Linked DNA regions of Mus musculus: region 1 is linked to region 2. The links are chromatin contacts, found by POLR2A ChIA-PET in ENCODE. All regions are on one chromosome and are shown on one strand. Each heading gives the region's core, a stretch centred on a gene start or an enhancer-like site at or near the end of the contact. The rest is flanking DNA. Distances are from core to core; before and after follow the strand shown. Region 1 holds the start of Kbtbd7 (kelch repeat and BTB (POZ) domain containing 7). Region 2 holds the start of Sugt1 (SGT1, suppressor of G2 allele of SKP1 (S. cerevisiae)).

The links. ChIA-PET counts read pairs that join two places held with the same protein, here RNA polymerase II (POLR2A).
Region 1: POLR2A ChIA-PET joins it to region 2 with 16 read pairs in Patski. The contact joins the promoter of Kbtbd7 here to the promoter of Sugt1 in region 2. POLR2A ChIA-PET finds 5 or more read pairs at or near these places in 3 of 5 experiments (Patski and embryonic stem cell).

What each region holds. Positions count from the first base shown.
Region 1 is chr14:79,424,980-79,428,048 of GRCm38, reverse strand. Kbtbd7 (kelch repeat and BTB (POZ) domain containing 7) reads right to left here and starts at 1,538. Exons shown (of 1, transcript NM_001024135.2): 1 at 1-1,538. The coding sequence starts at 1,319.
Region 2 is chr14:79,586,257-79,589,180 of GRCm38, reverse strand. It overlaps Sugt1 (SGT1, suppressor of G2 allele of SKP1 (S. cerevisiae)), which reads right to left and starts at 1,521. Exons shown (of 13, transcript NM_026474.6): 1 at 1,315-1,521; 2 at 1,170-1,227. The coding sequence starts at 1,352.

The DNA of each region.
Region 1 (3,069 bases), core at 289-2,788, 160 kb after region 2:
ACATCCATACCCTCTCGACACAGCAAGCGGTCTGCCAGCTGATGCCAACTATTTTGGGCTGGTTTATACACCCATAGGTCTTTCCTGGGCTGGGCAGCAAGATAGATGTCATGGTCTGGAGAGACACAAACAGCTGAAGATGTAATGGTCTTAGTGTGTGCCAAGCTAGTCAAAGGAGACGGCATTGTGTAAATATCTCCGGAATAAGGGTCGTAACAGAGAAATGGATCTCGGGGGTGCCCAAAAAATATTACCATCTCTTTGGCACACATACCCAACCTTTGGGGTGGATTTTCTGCTACCGATACAACTGAGCTACTGCTGCTGCTGCTATTGCTGCTATTATTGCTATCACTGCTGTGGCTGCTATTTGGCTTGGCAACCACTGACTTGTACAACCTATCACCAAATCGCAGCTGCCGGAGAGCCCCTTCAATAATGTCCAGGCAGTATTTCTTCACAATAGGCTTGCTCAGTAGCCCTCCCAGGTAGTCCTGCTCTTCTGCAGGGAAGTGCGCCCAACGAATACACTTAAAGACTTCCGCAGCACTGGGACCCCGCTCTTTCGGAGCAGCCTCCAGCCACTGCACCGCCACATGACACACAGTCTTCTCACTCTCTACATCCAAGCTGTCCAGACGCAGGACGGCCAGCAGCTGGGCCAGGGTCAGATCTGCCAGCGTCTCCTCCCGAATGGACCCCATCCTGCTGAGCTGCTTGAAGTTGTGAGCTATGAAGGACTGGGCCTGAGATCGCAGCTTGTGGTGGTCAAAGGCATCGGCAAACTTGAGGATGGCAGTGCAATTGGTCAGGTCAAGGCGGCGAGCCAGGAAGGAGGCACAGGCTTCGCGCACGTACTCCAGCTGCAGCATATCCGAGGCCGCGTACAGGCGCTGCACGTTGGCCTCGCTGAGCGACACGCGACCAGTGTAGCAGTAGTCCACCAAGACCTCGAAGGACTCGGCATCCACGTCGTGGATCGTCACGCTGGCCTGCTGGCTCTCGTACATGCCCCCCGTGAACATGCTCTTGAAGTAGGGGCAAGCGGCCGCCAGCACGTTGCGGTTGCACGAGAAGAGGCGCCCCGTGCCCGGCCCGCTGCCAGGCGTCACCACCTCGATGGTCACATCGCACAGCAGCCGCGCGTCGTAGAAAGACTTGAGCTGTGCCAGGAGGGCTGCGGAATGGGCCGCGTCCTTTAATTCCTCCGGGCCCGTGAAAAAGGCCGACACCGAGGGCTTGGAAATCCTCTTGGGCCGCCTCCCGCCGCGGGGGCTGGCGAGGCGGCGAGAGCGCGGGGCGTCTTCCCGGGACTGCATGGTGGAGATGGCGGCGGGGCGCCGAGGGCGAGAACGGCTGCAGACGCCCGGCTCCTCCTCACGCCTCCCTCGCCGACGCCGACTCAGCGGCGTCCCAGAACAAACTCGGCTCGCGGCCGCAATTACTCAGCTGGGCCTTCGGGGCGGAGCCGTCTGCCTTTATCGCGTAGTCCCCGGCTGACTCACTGTTTCCCTTCACGCCCTTTCTCAGCCCTTAGCTCACCCTCACACGACCCTGGGGTCTAGCCGCAGGAGCAGCTTCTGCCGAGCGGGCGAGACGGGTAGATGCCCGGACGAACTACTCTTCCCAGGTTGCCTTTCGCGCGCCTCGATGCATGACGGGATCCTCCGGCTCACGGACTATATGAAGAGGCCGAAGCCGCTTTGCATCTTGGGAATTGTAGTTTACATAACCTCTTTATTTTTTTTTTTCTGTTACTGGGTCCTTCACTGAGGTAGAAAGTGGATAGTATCCGGAATTTGATACTTTAGGTTTCAGTCTTGCATAGTGGCATACATATTTATCCCAGCACCAGGGAGGCTGAGGCAGGGGGATCTCTTGAGTTTGAGAACAACTTGGTCTGCATAGAGAGTTCCAGGACAGCTTGAGCTATGTAGAGAGAACCCATCTCACTAAAATAAAATAAAATATAATGGCTTTCAAGTCCAGAGTAAAAGTATCCACTCTATTATTTGTTTGCATGACTTCCTCCTGAAAACTTTATTGAATTTGAAAACTGAGGATAGCAGTATTTTAGTTTTGTGAAGACTGAATGGTATGTGCAATTTACAGAGTTCTTTTGTTGTGGATAGCCCTGGGGCTAATTATATTTGATGTTAATTCCATTCTCCTGTGAGTGGTTGTGAACAAGGGATGAGTTGGCACCCAGGTGATTTCCTGTAAACCTGATTCCACCTTAATTTGAAAAATAAAGGAGAGCTGATGATTGGGCAGATAAAGGGAAGGTGGAGAGAGAGAAGATGAAGAGTAAAAGGAAGAAGAAGAAAAGTGGAGCAGAAGCACATGGCCTGGAGAAACTGAAAGTTCTAAGGGGTCACATAAGACGTGGAAGACCGTAGTGTAGACATACAGCACGTATTTATATTAGCTGAGCTGTGTTTTCATTGCCAGGGCATATTTGGGTTGGAGTTTTACTGCAACATTCTTTATTTTATTAGAAATATTAAAGTTACAGACTATTTTTAAAATGCAAAATCAAGCATTACTGTTTCTTACTTACTCTTATAGAAACACATCTACTAATTTGAAGCCATGAGCCATTAAAAGACTGTAAATTTCTGCAAATAACTTCTTTTTCACTTGCAGCTTAAATGCACACACACAGAGGTTTTCTTTTTTCTTTACTTTCTTTTGTTGTTGTTGTTGTGAGACAGGGCTTCTCTGTTTAGCTCTGGCTGTCCTGGATCCACCTGCCTCTGCCTACTAAGTGCCAGGATTAAAGGCATTGCTGGGATTAAATAAAGGTGGTGGCACATGCCTTTAACCCCAGCACTGAGGAAGAAGAAGCAGGGAGCATTTGATCGAGACCAGCCTGGTCTACAAGAAGAGCCAGGGCTACACAAAGAGAATCCCTGTCTCAAAACAAACAACCCATGCTCAGAAAAACAAAAAAAAAACCAAATTACGTAGATTCATTAGGAAGTATTGGACGACTAATTTGAGGACCTAAGAACATTTATGGAAGCCATTCAAATGTCTAGACTAGGTATAAACAAAGACGTGGTTTTG
Region 2 (2,924 bases), core at 272-2,771:
GTTTTAATTTCCTTTGGCAGAAAATATAAAGATACTTGCGTCTGTAGCCCTAATCTCAAAGTCACTAATGCCTTGATTTTTGTTGTTTTGTTTCTTTTGAGACAGGGTTTCTCTGTGTAATTCTGGCCATACTGGAACTCTCATGGTAGACCAGGTGGGCCTCAAACTCAAGAGATCCACCTGCTTCTGCCGCCCAAGCACTGGGATTAAAGGTGTGCGCCAACACCAGCAGGCTCTCTAATACCGCGCTATCAAACCTCATGATCACTCTGTAGACCTAAGAATACAAAGCGGAGCTTGTAACATTAAAACAACAATGTAGCTATCCTAGTCTGCTAGTCTCTACAAAAGTGATTTCTCTAAGGCTCAAAACATAAAAATGTTTCCTTTTTTCCAGCGGGGGAGCTCTGAAGTGTCGGGAAGAATTTCACACATCCCAGGCTAGCCTCAACTCACAAAGTAGCTGAGGATGACCTTGAATTTCTGACCCTAGGGCATTCACCGCCTGAGTACCAGGATTACAGGCCTGTACCACCATACTTGACATGTGCCGATAACTCTCTGGAGTCCAGCCAGCGCTCCTAAGAAACATCCGTACAAAGCTAGTTTGTTCTAGACTTCACCTGAAATGGCCCAAAAGCAAATCATATAATACTAAAATGTAGGCAGGGTTTATTTACTGATACATCCCAAGAACTCGCAGGATCCAAAGTTTAAGGCCAGCCTAGATAAAAAGCGCGGTTTTATAAACAACTGTATAAAGAACAACCACAGTCATCTGTAAAGTGGAAGGCACAGAGGGAAAATGTTCTTTAGTAAATTTAATTAAGGACACTTAACAGTACCTGACATATAAGGGCAAACATAACTGTTAAAGTAAAAAATTGATACATCAAGCCCTATTTTCGCCTTTTCCTTGATCATAAATGCCATTATAAGTGCAACCACAGACAGTAACTATGTTTCCAAGAAATAAATGGGAGGGAGGTGCCCTCATCGGGAGCTTGTGGAGAGGAAGGGCAAGATCTATGGCAAAGGTATTAAGGAGACAAAGAGATTAAGTATCTTAATTTTGGGACTTAGATACATTGTAGCTTTGCTCCCACGAAGGTAATGCCGGGAAGAGGAGGGGTCTGTAGGGACCCAACAGTCCCAGTGAGCTCACTCACCTCTAATGCTGCCTGGGGATCCCCGTCGATCAGAGCATCTGAGAAGCTCTGGAAAAGCCTGCCAAGAAAACAACGACTTCAGCAGGTCTCTCTAATCAAGGAAAGAATAGAAAGACAAACAGCAAAGGTGAAGAAAATCACGCACCGCTGGGACGATGCAGGTCCTGCTGCAGCTGCCGCCATCCCTAGGAGTCAAGAAAGCTTCTGCCTGAGCGTTTCTACCTTGGTTACCAGCTCCGCCGCCGCCCAGGAAGGGAAAACTTCTAAAGAAACCCCAACTGAGCTTCCGTCCTCCGTAGCCAATCAGCGGTCGCGCAGCATGCAGCCGCGGAAAAGGAGGCGAAGGGTGGGCAGGTAGGCGCGGGGCCGGCTGGGAAAGAGGAGGAAACGCTCTCCGGCCCCGCCCCTACCCGTGACGCAGCCAAGCCCCCGCCCCGAGGGCGTGGCCGTGAGTCCCGCGCCCCGCCGTACGCCCGTGGGGGATCCGGCATGGCTTGTAAGCTTTGAAATATTGTCTCGGAGCCCACTGTAAGGTACTGGGGATCCGTCGGGAGGTAGTTCTGGCTTCGCTAAGGAGTGTCACGTTAAGCTCCGTTTACTCCGGTTTTCATCATGGCTACCGCCGGCGGCCAAGTTGTGCGTGACGTCACTCGTGGCAGCCAGGTCTTTTCCGGCAGCAGAGCCCGGGATGGCGCATCAGTTCGCATGACTCTCTCCGTGGAGAACCCGGACGGCCTGGCTCGCCGGAAGTCACGTTACCGGCATGGAGGACGGAGTTTTCCGGAGGGCCTGCCAGATGCCAGAGCTCCACACCCCAAGCTTCCTTCCTAAGTCGGCTTTCCAAACCAAGAAAAGCCTGTTTCACAAGCACCGCGTGGATGAAAGTGACCTATAGCTAATGGTCTTATTGCTGCTTTGTGTTCTAAGTAACCAGTAAGCCCCCCGTCCCCCGCCGTCCTTAGAGCCAAACATCACACTAGGAAGTTTCCTGCGAATTCTTTGAAACTGAGTGGTAAGGGGCAACAGGAGGGAGTGGCAGTTATAGGTTCACCAAACTTGATTTAAAAGCTCTTGATAACGCTCAGTAACTCGTTTTACCAAGTCTGTTTTAGTAGGTGAAATGATTGAAGTGGTCGTTGGCTTCCTCAAACAAGATATATATAAGACCTCAGTCTGGAAACATGACAGTCCACGAAGAAAAAGAAATTACAGTTCAGGCATTTGTGTACATATCCCCACTGTTAAACTCGCCCACTTTTCTGAGTTCTAACTTTAAAAGACCTAAGTTTTGTCTTCCCCACTTTTCTAGCACGTTTTCCATACTGGCCAAACGCCTAGTTGTGCTTGCTAGCTATCGTGGGTATTATAATTTTTTGTTACAACCTCAACCTACCAATCAATCACCCCTTGCAGATGCAAAAAATAACGGTGGGAGGACGTTTGAAAATACAGAGAAACTTGAGCCCATATTCAAGATGGAGAAACGGAGGTTACAAAGATTTAAGTATGTATGGGGTCATCAAGAGATGGAAGTGTGGAATACTACAAAGTTTAAAGTGTAACACATTTGCCACCTGTAGGTATATCCCATCTGTATTGTAAATGGGTTGTTTGAAGGGGGGGGGGGGTCGAGCCGGGGCGGGGAAGGGCTGATAGAAGATAACAGGTCCCAGAAAGGAATCTGAATCCACTTGTGGGAAAGGAGAAGTAGGTGGGAGAGACACTTGAGGCAGACCAGGGCCAGCTGGCCACTAA